Regions from separate parts of the Mus musculus genome. Here region 1 is linked to region 2. A link is a loop called in an ENCODE intact Hi-C map of the cell type or tissue named here. Cell type or tissue: left cerebral cortex. All regions are shown on one strand.

Evidence for each region. Hi-C counts contacts between places; a loop is a spot of excess contacts. Peaks named below come from ENCODE experiments on the same cell type or tissue, not always from the same donor. Only the 100,000 strongest peaks of a DNase experiment are listed, where the experiment ranks them.
Region 1: a loop joins it to region 2, with 5 times the contacts of the local background. A loop is called at or near these places in 11 of 42 quality-filtered maps.

The regions. Positions count from the first base shown.
Region 1 is chr17:85,683,224-85,691,223 of GRCm38, forward strand. Six2 (sine oculis-related homeobox 2) reads right to left here and starts at 5,031. Exons shown (of 2, transcript NM_011380.2): 1 at 4,170-5,031; 2 at 1,045-2,290. The coding sequence starts at 4,729. The coding sequence ends at 1,960. CJ186046Rik (a long non-coding RNA gene) reads left to right here and starts at 5,271. Exons shown (of 9, transcript XR_001782258.2): 1 at 5,271-8,000. In left cerebral cortex, no CTCF peak of the experiment used is centred here; no DNase peak of the experiment used is centred here; H3K4me3 peaks cover 469 bases.
Region 2 is chr17:85,796,659-85,804,658 of GRCm38, forward strand. Gm29418 (a long non-coding RNA gene) reads right to left here and starts at 3,076. Exons shown (of 3, transcript XR_877082.3): 1 at 2,843-3,076; 2 at 1-90. It overlaps Gm4718 (a long non-coding RNA gene), which reads left to right and starts at 3,066. Exons shown (of 3, transcript XR_003952252.1): 1 at 3,066-3,442. In left cerebral cortex, no CTCF peak of the experiment used is centred here; a DNase peak (open chromatin) is centred at 3,207; H3K4me3 peaks cover 612 bases.

The sequences.
Region 1 (8,000 bases), 110 kb before region 2:
CAAGAGGGTACAAAGGTATAGCCTCTGGAACCAGAACTGGTTATGTTCATCCAACCGTCTGAGTCGTGGGCAAAGAAATTCTTGATAAAAATTTCGAGAGAAGAGTCTTTCTGAGTTTATGAACAAAACAGAAAGTGTCGGTTTTATCGGAAAGGAAAAGTCCCCCTAGGAGCCCAAATCTGCCTCCACCCCTCCATCCCTATCTGCCCAGGGCTGCTACCCTTGAAGTCCCGCCCAGTTATTGCTACTGCGAATCAATACTGAGAAAAGCCTTAACTGTCTCCTCACTGCGTCTTGTCTGCTTTGGATTTGTCTGGACCGGCATGGACTTATTGGGCAAAAGGGGGCTAAAACCCCAGGCCGAAAACAATACTGTAGACTTATTTACAGCTAGAGGGGCAATCGAAGGGAGTCCCTGGGCTGCCGGTGGGAGTCAGTGCACCCACTTTAGCAAGGACAACACAGGCGTGCCGCTGACCGTCCACTCTCTTTTTCCTCCACTGTATCTGGTGTAGGTTGCCGAACTCAGAGACCTTTCCGCCACCGTTAGCCTCTGGGAACATAGGTCTCAGCCACTGCTACTGGTCCTGAGACTCAGCCCACAGTATCATTTCCAGTTCTAGTGACTTCGACCATGCTGAGGAGTCAAAACGTCCCAATTTCCCTTCCAGACTCCACAAGTCCAAACTCATTTAGTACCTCTGCACGCACGCGTTCTCGCCTTCCACAAGCCCAGAGGTGTGTGTTGGGGGTGGGGGTGGGGGGGAAGTCAGGCGCGGGGCTGGGGGTGGGGCGCTCCGGGAGGTGGCTATGGGGAAGCGGAAGTCTGAGAGCTCTGCCGAGAAAAGGGACTGAGGTCTCACGGGAGGAGGTTTCAGAGTTTTCAGTCCTATGCCTTCACCTTGCCGGAGACACACTGAGAAAAGGTCGCTCCAGGTTTCCAGTACTCTGCCCGGTACCCAGACCTTCCCACCCGGAGTATTCAGTCCCTGTAAGGGAAATCAGACGTCGGTACACGCGAGACCACCGGGCCTCGGGGCATATATCCATATATTTATGGTTTCTAATTTTATTATAAAATAAAAGCAGAAATATCTCCCGACGAACATTCACATGAGGGCGTAAAATGGAACAGGCAAGTCTGCGGCTGCGGAGGCACTCTGGGCTGGGAGCACGGAGGTCACAGTCCCAGGAGGAAGAGAAGAACCAGCGAGGTGGGGAAGAGGGAGAGAGAGAGAGAGAGAGAGAGAGAGAGAGAGAGAGAGAGAGAGAGAGAGAGAGAGAGAGAGAGAGAGAAATGAGAATTCAGGTGCTTCTGGGGTGCAGCCTTTCTTGCTCATTTGTTAGTCAGAAGCTGGCACCTTAGGCTCACACTGAGAGGAGGGAGATGTCTTTGAGGACCGAAGACCCAGAATGTCTACCTCCGTTCACATCACGTCGGACTCTTAGAAAGTTGAGAAAGGAACTCAAATAGATGACACCAGAAGGAAGAAAGACTGGGGATACAATGTGAGAAATGAGAGAGAGAGAGAGAGAGAGAGAGAGAGAGAGAGAGAGAGAGAGAGAGAGAGAGATATTTATAAAGGAGGGAAAGAGAAAACGTAAAGCGGGGAGAGAGAAAAAAATGAAATAAACTCGAAAGGAAAGTAGAGGAAAGAAAAAGGAGAGAGAAAGGAGAAGAGATTTTTTAAAAATCGGGGTGGTGGTGGCTTATAATTTATTCCCTTGCCTAGTTCAAGACTCGGTCTCTGGCCTCCAAAGGATCTCAAAAGCAACTTGTTGAAAATGAATCCCCAAAGGATACCGAGCAGACCATTGTCCACTTTGTCCCGCCGCCGGTTCTGCCGCTCCAGCGTGGCAGGGCAGTCTTCCAGTACGCGGCACAGACTCCAGAATCTATCGCCCTCCCACACCGCTTCATCAAGCACGGAAAGCAAGCGCCCGGAGGCGAACAGAGCTCTAGGAGCCCAGGTCCACAAGGTTGGCCGACATGGGGTTGAGTATGGAGTCCTGCAGGCTGTGGTGATGCTGCAGTGGGTCCGCGCCGCCTCCACCGGGCACTGGTACGGGTACTGCGCTCGGGCCCGGAGGGTGGCCCAGGCTGTGCAGGGAAGGCAGCCCAGGGGGCGGCGGCGGGCTGAGCAACAGAGCGGGACTGGACGACGAGTGGTCTGGAGTCCCCGACGGCGTCTTCTCATCCTCGGAACTGCCTAGCACCGACTTGCCACTGCCATTGAGCGAGGAAGCCAGCGGGTTGTGGCTGCTGGAATTGGAGTTCTCGCTGTTCTCCCTGCAAGCGCAGGAGGAAAGGAGCGGGGTCAGGGGGAACCAGGGCCACTCTGCGCTGACCCTCAGGATGCCAGCACCTGGGGCCCCGCTGCGGTTGCTAAAGGGTGTTTGCTGTTTCTACCATTCCCACACTTGACTTCTTGTTCTTAATTGCGTTCTCAAACCCTCAACACTAGTTTTCGCTTGTCCCTCTCCCTGTATCAGCCCATGTCCTTAATGTCATGACTACCTTTCCTGTTCCCAGTATTTCCTGTCCTGTCTCCCACCCCATTCCTTAAGAGAGCTGCGGCACCAAAGTGGGGAGCCTGGAGTTGGGAGAAGTGAGGGAAAATACCGTACAAACGAGCTTTGCTGGGTAGAAGTGGGGAATAGAAGCTTCAGATACAGCGAGCCCAGGCTGAGGGGCCCACTTCGACTTGGGTGAGCACAGGCCTAGTTTCCCTTTGCCTTTCTCTGCGCGAGGGAAACCCCTCCCTACTGAGACTATGATCCCTAATTCCAAGCTGAGCAGGAGCTCATTTGACTGGGCAGAAAGATGGGGCTTTGAGAATGGAGGACTCCTTTTCCCTAGGGGAGAAGGTAGAAGGAAGGGCAGGGTGCTGAGAGCTGGCTCAGATCGTAGGCAGAAACAAGGAGGCACAATCTGTAGCTCTCACCTGGGGCCTAGTCAGGAACCCCAGCCCTTATGGAGCCTGACAGAGGAGAACCCATCGCAGATGAATCCACCTCTTGCCTGCTTTTGCGGACAGTCCCTGACCAGATATGGGTATTTGAAATCCTGGGTAAAACCTATTAGTGGATTCCTAACGGCCATTCTTTCAGATTTCTTGGGGTGGGGGGTGGGGGAATGAGCAAGACATCATCGCCATTCAAAGTCAAACTTGGGGATTTCAAATACCCAGGTCCAGTCTGCAGCTTGCTCTTCTGCCCCTACTGTTCGATACCCTGACCCTGGATCCTTCAAACGGTGTTCAACACATCCACATCACCTAACCCAGGTGTCTTGTTTTGCTGTTCCCCAAGGAGAAATCCGTTCCCATAATCCGTTTCTCTCCGATCTCGATCCCCTAGTTTCCTTGTCCAGATTTAAGCCCAAAGCGGGTTACAGACAGTTACAGGGGTGTCTGTAGCTTAGGTTAGTTTGGAAAGTCTTAGATTCCGATAGAAAAGAAAGCTCCCAGTCTTTCGGCAGATCCCAGTTTACCTCGCACACCCGACTTGCCCATCAAAGAGAGCAGAACCTAAGGAGAGCGAGGTCTTCAAGGGTCTGGCAAGTTCAGGAAAGGCAGGCTGGATTGCCTTCTCTTCCTCAGCAGACATTTCCCCCGGAGGCCTTACATCTTTGGGTCCTTTCTACGCGGGATAACTCCCAACTCTCTTGTGCCCAGCTCTTATGCCCAGACAAGGAATAGGTCTACCTTGCATAGATATTGCAGTCATTACCCAGATAATACTAGGGAGATTCCAACCCCTGCCCTGACCCCTAAAAATCTCTTTGACCTGGAGGTGACGTCCTAAACCCCCTGATCCCCGACGCCCTTGGTTGTTCGAAGATCAGGCCCTAAGCCTACGCTTACCTCGCAGGGAATTCAGGCCCACAGCCCTGCCCTCTCTGAAACTCGCCGTTTTTCCAGTTTAGTCCACAAGCGACTGAGGAATTAGTTACTGAACTTACGCACCGCTTTGCCCGCTTTAGACAAATTCCGGGTCGCTCAGCCTCCAGAAAAGACCTAAGCGCTGTTTTGAGCCAGCCTGAGCTGCGGCCGAGCTTGGTACCCGGGGTCCGGGTGCGATTTAGTCCTGTCCAGGAGCTCCCCATCCTCCCGCACCCGTTTCTCCCAGGACCAGGGAAGCCGGCGCAGATGCTCACTTACTCGTACCTTTCCTTGGCCTCGGCCGCCCTGTCGCGCTGCCGCCGGTTCTTGAACCAGTTGCTGACTTGCGTGGTGGTGAGGCCGGTGGCCTCGGCCAGCTCGCGCTTCTCTCGTGGCGACGGGTAGGGGTTGTGAGCGTACCACTCGCGCAGCACGCTGCGGCTCTTCTCCTTGAAGCAGTAGCTGGTCTCCTCGCCGTCCCAGATGGAGCGGGGCAGCGGGAACTTGCGCCGCACGCGGTACTTGCCCACGGCGCCCAGCGGCCGGCCGCGCAGCTTCTCCGCCTCGATGTAGTGCGCCTTGAGCCACAACTGCTGCAGCTTGGCGTGGTTGTGCGGCGAGAACTGGTGGCTCTCCAGGATTTTGTAGAGCTCGCGGAAGTTGCCCCGGTGGAAGGCCACCACGGCCTTGGCCTTGAGCACGCTTTCATTCTTGTGGAGGTGCTCGCAGGCGGGCAGCGACCACAGGAAGCGACCCAGCCGCTCGATGTTGCCGCCCTGCTGCAGCACCTCGCACACGCACGCCACTTGCTCCTGCGTGAAGCCGAAGGTGGGCAGCATGGACATGGTGGCGGCTGCGCGCCCGCCCGCCCGCGCGCGCCCTCACCGCGCTTCGCGGCCCCGCATGGGCGCCTCCCCGCCGGCCCCGGCCGGCCGACAGGCGGGCGGGGCCCCCTGGCCAGGCGCCGGCTCCCGAGCGACTCCTGAGTCACAACGATCCGTCCTCGCTCCCGCCGCCGGCCCCGCGCAGCTCCGCGCCCCCGCCGCCCGCGCGCCTCGCCCGCGCCCAAGCCCGGAGGCCGCCCGGGGCGCCGCTCCGCATGCTCCGCGCCCGCCCGCCGCTCGCTCGCCGGCTCCTCGCTCGTTCGCTCTCCCTCCCGTCTAGCTCGCTTGCAGCTTTTTTAATAATATTATTCTAAGCGGGCATGAGGCGCGGCGGCCCGCGCCCTGATTGGTCGGGTTATCTGACCCGGGGCCTGCCCGCGCCAGACAATAGTCGAGTCAAATTATTCGCCATGGAGACGCTGTCAGTCACCGGTAACCCGAGCCCCGGCGGCCCGGGCGGCTCCCACCCCCGCCCCCCTCGGCCAGCTCCGCTGACAGATCGCCCCGGCTCTGCACAGAGCGGAGGTTGGCCGAGACGGGAGCCCCAGGCACTCCCAGAGCCCGGGAGGCGGAGAGGAGCCGGGCTGGGGCCCCGAGACGGCGGTGATTGACGGGGCGGACGCCCAAAGAGCAGAGGAGGAGGAGGACCCCGAAGGAGGGGGCTGGGTGGGGGCCCTCGAAGAAAAGAGGAGGACCGAAGTGGGGAAGGAAGGGAGTAGAAGGGAAGGCGGAGGACCGTTTAAGGGGGTGCCTTTCAGGAAAGGAAAAGAGGGGGACAGAAGGAGCCTTCAAGAGAAAAAGTGTGAGACACCCCTCCCTTTTTTTTTAAATAAGAGGCGTCGCAACAGCCTCACCCAGGCTTCGCCAGGTGCTCCAGCTCCGGCTGGGTCACTGCGTCGCTCGGAAGGTCGCAGCTGACAGGCAGAGACACTAACCCAGGAGGAGGTCAGTGGGATGGAGAGTTTGGATTCTCTTAGGGGGCCTCTGAAAGGCTTGGCTTTTCTAGCTGACAACACCCCACCCCCATGCAAGAAACCCGGGACCCGAGATGTCTATCCCCTAGGGAAAGGGGGAGGAGGTGGGGAGAGAAGTCAGAGATTTGGCAGTGGCCGCAGCTGGACGCCTGAGAATCAACTTCCCGGAGGATCCCGCCTTTCCTTCCTTTCGCAGCAGGCTGCTTGCCCCGCGGCCGGTACCGCCCCCACTCGGCGCGATCTGCTCCTCGCCAGGCGGGGACTCAGACTTAACCCCACGGGGCCCAGGACCCGAGAAACTCCCGGCAGTCTCGTGTGGCCTTTACGGAAGTTGAATCTTGCAAGGGCGGCGACACAAAACAGGGGAGCCCGCATAGACCCGCAGACTGCCCCGGGGAGCCCAGGGCAGCGTGTGTAGGGTAATTGTCGCACTTCCCGGGGTGGGGGTGAGGTGCACAGAAGAGACTGGATTTACCAGCTTCCTGTCTCCCTACTTCTGGGCTCGGGTTCCTGGTCTCTTCTGCCTGAGAACCCAGCGCTAAGTTCCGGCAAGATTGGCCTTAGAAAGTGGGTAGGAGGAGCCCTGCTTTTTGTTTCTTTGTCAGAACTCCCCCAGAACATACGAAGTGCTGGTCCTTTGGAAAAATCCAAGCAATAGAAGGTTAGGGGTGCACTGGAGGGGTGGGGTCAGGGACATCCCTGAAGTTTCCAGAGTTTGAAAGGCCCACGGCTTATTTCTTGGCAAGGCTTGTCCTTTGGGCATCCATTCCGCCCTTTCCCACCCAGCTGCAAGCTCCTAGTGACATTCAATGCCAAGATCCAAGGAGGCACAGACCATGCTAAAACCTCTAGACCTCGTTTTGTTAACAACCCTGTCAGCTTTCTAAGGCGATGGAGAGGCAGATATTGAAAATGGAGTCCCGAGCCTAAGCGTTGGTTTCTGGTTGCTGGTTGTTTATGGGTAAGGTACATATTTATTTATTTAAGGATCCAGCATCATTTCCCAAACTTCCCCTCTGCTCCAGAATGCCACAAGTCTTTCTGTGATGATGTAAGCATGGGAGAGATGAGCACTGTGGCTTTCCCTAAGACTTTAGCTCTGGGAGCCCTGTCCTTTATCTTGAGTTGAAAACAGAAGACTGCCTAAGTTGGTGCTAAGCCAGCACCTGAACAAGTTACTGCAGAAATCCAGATGTCATCTTTGTGGACTTCCTCTGTGGGTAGGGCAGACTCTAGTGTGTTCAGGCTGCCCTGTTTGACATGGATGCCCTTTAGTGAGCTCTGAGGATTCCAGGGGACCTGGGAAATATATTACCCAGACTGCCCGGAGGTTCTAGAGCACAGCTTGCTGCTAAGAGTGACCAGAGTTTAAAGGATTCAGCCGACCAGAAGATCCCAGCTCTGGTCACAGCCACCACAGTTTGTTTGTTTTGTTTTTGTTTGATAAAAGAAGGCCAGAGAAGGAAAGACATCCATTGGTTGGGTGCTAGACCAGTTAGTCACTTCCTGGTGTAAGACTCTGGGCCCATTTCCCGGTTAGCTGGGGCCTCAGTGCTCTCCCCAGCCCCTCTCAGTGCTGGCCTGCAGTAGGTTTGAGAGTATTAACATCACAAAGATGATCTCTCATGTCATCAAACCTGCCCCTCCATGAGCCTTTGAGGCTTTAAGTTGATGGACTGGGTCCTGCCAATGCTGACAGTAGGCAGATTTTCTGAATCCCAGAGCTCCACAATTCTGGACATCCCCGTGCTGCCTCCCTTGTGGTCCCCAGGCCACCAATCCTGCCTAGGGCCTCCAGGCAGCACTCAGCAGCAGGCAGAGCAGAGCAGAGCAGAGCAGAGCAGAGCAGAGCAGAGCAGAGCAGAGCAGAGCAGAGCAGAGCAGAGCAGAGGAGGGACCTGCCACCCAGGGTGCCCGATGAAAAGTCATTACCCAGCAAGCATAGACAAACTGTAGCCCCGTTACCCAAAGCGGGAGTGTGATATGATACTACCTATCCCTTCCTTCCTCTGTCACAAACCAGTTCTAGCAGGTTTGGGCCAGAACCTCTTGGCAGCAGGGGGCCGGCTGGATGCCTGCCCTAAAAAGGTTAGAATCTCAGCTAGGGTCCCTTCACACACAGCAGTCTCTGGCCCCTCCTTCCCAGAATTTGCACCAGGACAGAGCATAGGCTGTCTGGGTAGGGATTTGATAGACAGCAGCGTGACACTCAGACAAGCTCTGCACTCCGTTCCAGCGCATTGAGCAGCTGCTTAAGA
Region 2 (8,000 bases):
GGACCCAGACACTTGGAGCAGATGGATGCGAGGCTGCTGGAAGGATCCGTAGACTGCAAAGTTAGAGCGGCCAAGTGGACTCCTTCAACCCTACAAATAACGTTGCGAAGATGACTTCTACATTTTCTTTTTAAGTGTCTTCTCAGACCTCTTCTCTAGCCCTCTGTCATCTAAAACAGACGTTGTCCGCACTCCAGCCTTGCACTTTTCAGCATTTAAAAAATTTTTGGGGGGGGGTGGGGTGGGGTGCAAATGCTTTGTTGAAGTAAAAGATAAATCCAGGAAAACACACAAATCCCTAAATTTGTGTAAGAAACAAACATGACAGGTGGCCAGAAACTTGCTGCTGAAAGCTGACTGTCCATCCCAGGGCAACACTATTCTGCCTAGAAGTGCTGTAGACTTTTTTCTTTAGCTTCAGAGCTGGAGCCACTGGGTGTGTGTTCTTGCTTTCCTCAATTTCATTCTCTCTTTCTGTGGCGCACACAGGATGGCTGTTGCGTGCTGAGTAATATTTACGCTGTATTATTCTAAACAACTCCTGCATTCAGTTCACCCTTGCAGCTCTGTAGGTACTTCTCTGTTCTTCATGAAACAAGTCTGGGCACCAAGGGTTTAAAAAAAAATAACCTCCAGGAGAAATCTGCAAGAATACACTGAGTTGTGCTAAAATTCCCCAATTGACAACTGTGTAACAATAAGTACAAAACTCACAAACATCTTTGAAACATCATATTTGTTTTTATTTAATTAAAATGTACAATGCTCATTTTCTTTCTTTTAGCCACCTTCAACGAGAGCCCAGAGAGTGTGGTCCTGCTCTCGGAACGGAAACTGTGAAAACAGAGAGCTAAATTAAATTAGAAAACCCTGGTCTTGGCAGGGCCAAATTTCCCTTCCTTCCTATTTTCCCATCCCACAATCTATCACCTGGAGTAATTAAGACCAGGGACGTATCATCTTCACTGGATTAACCTTAACTAAATCGTGTTCATTCAACATGTGCCCTTTTGATTAGTCCGAGCGGGGCCTGCTGTCTGGAATACACCCACCTTGTAATTCTACACAGTTAATTAATTTCAGATGAATAGTGAGAGGGCTAAGCTAAATTCTCCTATTAATAAACTCTATGTCCGTATGTGTGGCAGAGTAGTCCGAGCATTCCCCTTTATTTCCTTGCCTTGGAAGGCTAAACTGAGATTAGAGGTGGGGGTGACCAACACACAACCCATACACACAGCTGTGATTGTGCAAGGTTGGTGAGCGGGGTCTCTGAACCACTTTGTTATCATAAAGAACAGAACTTAAGGACTATTGGCAGCACACTCTTGCCCTGCCAAGCGGAATTTAGAGTGTCCTCTACCTGGACCCTGGTATTTAATTTTTATTGGCACCTATTTCCGGTTCTGTGTATAGATTTTTGGTTATGAAAGTGCAATATTAATGTGACTATCTTTCTGCTCTCATATACCCTCCTCAGAAGCAAAATATCATTAATGGTCTGAAGGCTTTTCTGATAAATGGTTTGGAGTTATTTGTTTAATCTTCAAATTTAACAGCCCTCAAAAATATAATAAAAAGTTGCCCCCATGGGTATCTCTGACAGCAAAGAAAATTATTATTTTCCTTAGAATAAAACAAATCTCAATAAGCTATAATTTATCTTCTATTAGAAAGTCATAGATCTAGATTTACTCCTTCAAGCCAGAAAATTTATGTATCTACTTTTTAGTGATTTAAAACTACCAGTGACCTGCATAATTGTACGTAAAGTTTCCTAGTAGCATTTACAGACTATAAGTCAATTCTACAGGGTCATTTACATTTAGGGAGTTTCAGATACTGATATTTAGGGAATAAAAACTAATATGACTGTTAGCTTAGTGTGTTGGCTTAGAAGGAGTAAGAATTGCATAGAACTAAATGCCTGTATTGACATAACCTAATTTATATCTTTTAATAGAGTTTTAAAAGGTCTCTGAATTTTTGGGTAGAAAATCATTTAAGAAACCATATAGACAACTCACCAATATCTTCCGAGATTAAGACCAATATATTCTAATTTTATTTCCTAGATTTTGTTCCAAAATGACTTTGTAAGAAGTACTTATGTGACTGTCAGAATTCTGCAACTTTGGAATATTTAACACCAAAATTTGTGTGCTCTATTTTCAACAGCCACGAACTTCCTAGCTATTAAAATGTTCCTACAAGTTAAGTAAGGAGAATAATCCTTACTAATTCACCGTTAAATCAACAGATTGTAGACTTTACAGATTGTTTTGCTAATTGCTTATTTGTGAAAATTCTCAAAATAGCGAAGGCATTTGATTGAGTGCAAATATTAAATAATTAGGACTGATGACATGTATGCTGATAGACACATCCTTTTCCTGGGCCATCGGGGGATGCCTGGTCAGGATTGCATTTAGTCCTCCAATGCGAGGCTGGGCTCACAGGCGTTTTCACTCAGGAAACCGTATTCCTGTCCACCTCCCCTAAAACCAGATCCTTCATTTGACCCTTTAGAAGAACACAAACCCCAGTAATTTGAATCAGCCCACACCTGCACCAGCTTCCAAAATATCCTAATATATACAGCACATCTCACTCCGGAGCACTCCACGGCGGCTCAAAAGGACAATTTATTCCCTTAAGGAACAAAACCCTGACAACGCTGTTTGTTTTCTTTGGGCTTCCAGGAAAGCTAAGATAGTGCCCTGAAAGGGAAGCTGTGCTTGCCCTTTTGTGATTCAGATTTACTATGCAAATCAATACCTCCCCCCCCCCCCCCACGCGATTGAATGAAGTATTCACTCAGTGGGACTTAGCCTTCCTTTACCTTGGTTCTGTTTTGCCGGTTTTGTTGCACAAGCACAAACCTTAGAGTGTTGTTTACGATGCTGTTTGCGGCATCAGCAAGAGTTCCCTTAGAGGGAAAGTCACCGTACACACAGTTTGCTGTAAGGAAATCTTTTAGCTTAATTTTGCACTTTGAACAAACAAACAAACAAAAAAAGAAAGGTCCCGAAACAGTCTGCGCAGTGCCCAGCCGTGTCCAGCGCTCTCATCACCAGCGTTTAACTGTCATGTGCCTCTTACTTGTGTTGACCTTTTAAAATGAGACTTACGCCAATAAATTCACGTTCTTGCTCTTGCTTACGACCAGCTTCCGGGTCCTGCCAGGTCTGCAGAAAGGAATGGTTTGGATAGCCCTTCGCTACACTATGAAGCAGTTAGTTCATCACTTGGTGTTAGCCTCGTTCTTTGGGCTGTACCCTCTCCAGGCCAGGCAAAGGGGTCTCTGCTCTAATGCGGGTCGCCTGGGCCAGTTTGATCTCCAGCGATCGGAATGTCCTATCCTCCTCTACTGCTGGGAGCCTGTCTGAAATTGTCTGAAGCCAGTGGTATTTCCGCGCAGAAGGAAAGGCGAGCAGGCGAGGTGGGTGCAGGTGCGGGGGAGAGGCTCGGCCGGCTCCCGGGGCAGCGGGGCACGGCACCCGTAGGGTGTGGAGTCCGCCTGGCGCACGTGGCTCTGGGTCGGCTGCAGGAGAGATCGGAGGCCGGGGATCTGCCGCAGTGGGTGCCTCCGGTCCGATCCCCGCTCCCAGCACCTCGCGGGCTGGGAGGGAAGGGGGTGAGGGGACGCTCGGGCTCGGCGGGGGTTGGGGGAACTCTGGCCTGGAGGCTGAGGGCGACAGAGATGCACCGGGCGCCGGCGGACGAAGGCGGTGAAACTCGTGCTGGAGGCAGTCACCGACTCTAGGGTCGGGCCCCGCTGCTCAGCGCTTTCCCAGAGGCAGAGAAGGGACCCCGGGCCCTGGGGCGGGGGTGGTACAAGGTTCTGTGGCGGACGAGGGCTGTTCCCAGTGTTTGTACAGCTGGGATCTCGGCCACCCCCCGGGGTGACCCGAGTGGCACCGGCGGGGGTGGGTAAAGGGAGGGAGAGAGAGAAGGGTAGGTGACCAAGAGGTGGTGAGTAGTGCGGTCCAGGCTTGGGGTGGAAGGTACGGATGGTTGAGGTCACTGGTTGTCGCTCTCAGGGCAGACCTAACAGGGGAAGCGCGCTCGGTTCCCTTCTCCCAGTTTTTCTGCAAGCCCTCCGGCTGAGGACCCGAGGTAGTGGTGTTCCCACGGTTTCTGGCCGCTGGGCAGTTTCTTTGCGCCCAGCCGCCTGCCCCGGGCTCCACCTCTTGGTAGCCTGGGGCTCACAAAATTCAGGACACCGTCATCCGTTCTGCAGTCTCGCTGTCAGGCTCCACGTTGGAGTGGCTCGGAGACTGGTCGCCCTGACCCTGCGCTGGGCGAGCCAAGCCTCCTGCAGACCCTGTGCGAGCAGACTAGGTTTGTGATTCCTCAAACCAGGCCTGACAGTCTACCCAGGCGCGGCTGGGCTAGGTCAACCACAGCCTCTTTGAGGAACAAGCAGCGAGGCCCACAGTGTGGTGGGCGGCCAGAATCATCCCGAACTGTTTTCAGACCTAGGGCCTCTCAACTCGGTGTCCACCCCATCCTCTGCTATGTTACCGCCGGTGGGCACACTCGCCTGTACAGGGAAGGACCTGTGAGTGGAGAGGCCGCCCTCCTTGGGGTCTCCTCTGTCTGTCACATCTGTATTTATTTAGAGCTCAGCTGGTGGTCCTTGGTTTCAGGAATGCCAATTGTGGGCCTAGTCCACGACTACTTGAGATTTGTGTTGATTAGTGAGCTAGTCCTAAAGGTTGTGCTGTGGAAATTTCCCCAACCTTCCTGCTAACCTAGGCCCCCAGTGATTCCCACGGCAGCAGATTGCTGAATGTGTCCGAGAACAGAGAATTTAGCTTCGAGAACATTCTGTGTGTATGGGCACTGACCATTGCCCTTGTGTTCATAAATAATACAGACCAGATCTCTGAGATCCCCTCGCTGAGTCAGAGAAGGTGATCCGTGCAGTCTAGCACTGGGTAGTGTACCTTTCTCTGTGTGAAACTAAGACATATGTATTGCTACAAGTCTATAACAGTACATACAGCATAAAAATGCAGAAGCAACCTGCACTGGAGAGCAGACCCTCCCAGAAAAGCTAATTAAAAGTTCATCAGCGAAAAGCAAGCTCACTTCCAAATTTCGACGCTCCTGGGGTGGCGGGGAAGACTGAACATTTTTTATTTTATTTTATAAGGCTCAAAAAATTTGGTCTGATTTTTGCCTTTGGACTTGGTATAATTAAGGGTGAAAATAAGAGCCCTCTGTATTTTCCTTGCTTATGGAGAAAAGTTATTTTAGTAATCAGGGAAAGAGGAACCATGGGCTGAATCAGCAAAAATGCGGCACTGGGCCAGTTCAGCTCAATAATACTGGTATGTGTAATGTACACACGCTATGTACCTCTGTGGAAATAATCAAAGATATATATTGGAATTTTCGTGGTATAAGCCATGCCTGTGAAGCCCCTTGGTAGCCGAGAAGCCAGGGTGACTGAGAGTCATGTCTTCTGATACATGAAAACGTGTTCTGAACACACAACAAGTGTTTGATCCCACAACTGCATTTAATGTGGAAACAAACAAGAAACACAACTCTCAACACAAAGTAGTTTGTCTTTTCCAAGTGGTCATGCTGCAAACTGTTCAAACAGAGTCTCCGCTGTGTTTGTGTGACAAGAGTTCAAGGTGGCTCTAGTGGATAGAATCTTTACTTTTTAAATTTTTGCATCAATAAAATTGTTTCTCGATCTTGTTCTCTTGCTTCTTGCTTCCCTCTTATTGTTCCCTCTTGGTCTCTTCCCTTCCCCCTTCCCTTCCCCCTTCCCTTAAAATAAAATAAAATAAAATAAAATAAAATAAAATAAAATTGTTTCTCCAAAATGTCTCCTTACAAGGCTCCTGATAGACCCCATTAGAACTCTGCTGAGCGGCTGAGCATGCAGCCCGCATTGGCGTGAGAGAAATATGTGTATTTTAAACTTGCTTGGAGGAAGCGACTTGTTTGGAATGTTGCTTCTAGTTCTTCAAGGGTTGACCTGAGTTTGAAAACCCTGTGAAACAAAAGTGTACACAGTATCTTTAGGCACAGAGCCTTAGTATTTCTGGGAATCCTCTCCACTGTTCTAGTTCCTACAGGAGAGTTGCAATGGGTGTGTCTTTTTAAAAACCTAGCACACTGCATGGAGAAGCAGCCTAAAGCGTCTGCTTCATCTGTCTCTTCGATCACGTCAAAACTTCAATTAATCACCAAGTATGAGCTTGGGGCTTAAATCATTTAGGGTACAGATGATTTTAAGTTGTTTCAGCATAACGCAAAAAAAAAAAAAAATCATCAGAATATGAAGTGAAAGATTTAGTCTGTCACCCAGCTTCCAGATGTTTGGTACTATGTAGACAAACCATCAGAATGACTGGATTTTTTTTCTCTCTCTTCCCAATCCAGATGCCTGGTAGTTCCATAAGGAAAAGTAGTTTCCTTTCTCTGAGCGCCACATGCTCTCGTGGGTATCCCACACAGGGCATCATTTACTCTTCTTCAGCTCCGAAACGCCAGGCCTTTGGTATGCAGCAGAGTGGTCAGGAAGGCTGAGGGTTTTAGAATGGAATCGTGAAAGGAAAAGAACTTTGTTCAGAGGGAGAACGGTGTCCCTAACAGGACACCGTTTCCCAAAACTCCGCCTGTGGCATCTCATAATCTTAAATGGATGAAGCACAGCATCAGGCAGCTGTTTGTGTGGTTTGCATTTCCCTGGGATGCCACAGTCCTGCCTCTTCCCTCCTTCATCCTTTGTGGACCATGGATACAGCATTAAAACCATACATGGACATTATGTGGACAGAGCAGGTATAAATATGCATTAAGGGTGTGTGTGAGAGAGAGAGAGACAGAGAGACAGAGAGAAAGATAGAGACATAGACACACACACATGTATACAGTGAGAGGTGAGGAGGGAGAGGGAAAGAGAGAAAAAGAGAATAATCAGAGAAAAAGAGGCTATAAGTTTGAGAGTTAGGGAAGGGGCATATGTGGGAGGATTGCCAGGAGGAAAGGGAAGGGAGAATGATGTAATTATATTTTAATTTCAAAAACTAAACTAAAAAAGAGAAACCTATTAAAAATCAAAGCCTTCTGAGGACTGGAACTCTGGGTGGGAGCAGGGTTTCTGTCTGAAAGTAGGCAGCAGTTTGGTGACTAAGGCACAGACAAGCAGGCTTCACATAGAGGTGAGCGTGTCTTACAGAGTTGCTAAGCTGGAGCGTGACCACAGGCAGCAGCAACATTGTGTTCCTTTCTCCACAGTCCTAGAGATGGAAGAGCAGGCTGATGGAGAGGCTTCCACGCAACAGCAGATGAATCGAAGCAGAGTGGAGTCCAGGCTGCTTGGCAGCCTCAGCTCTCCCTGTAGAGAGACGCTGCTTAGATAACGAAGGCTAAATAGTTATAAAACCCAGCCCTTGACAGTTGCTGAAAGAAAAGCATACCTTGTCCTACAGCTATGGTTCTGAGCCTTGGATAATAAGAGGCAACATTTTATATTGGCCCCAACCAATTTTTCAAAAATAGTTTACAGGGAACTAGTAGAATTTCATGGGTACACATTTCGAATAGTTAGGAGGTGGGAGAGTCAAATAGGAATCTTTAGCACCATATAAAACAGTATCCCTTTTATTTTTTTCTGGATTGCTATAATTGAATATTTTAATGGCTCTCTCTCTCTCTCTCTCTCTCTCTCTCTCTCTCTCTCTCTGTGTGTGTGTGTGTGTGTGTGTGTGTGTGTGTGTGTGTGTGTGTGTGTGTGTGTGCTTCGTGAGACTGAATGCTAAAGTGTCAGAACTGAGTCCATGAGCCAGCACAGAGACAAGGTGGTGCTTGGTACCAAGCCTGGTTCCGAGTTAGATCCCAGAGTCCACATGGTGAGAGGAGGGAATTGACTCTGTTTGCCTCTGGCCTCTGGACGCTACAGCATCCCCTGCCCCACACAATGGAATAAACATTTAAAATAAATAAATAAAAGGACAGAACTGGAGCAGACC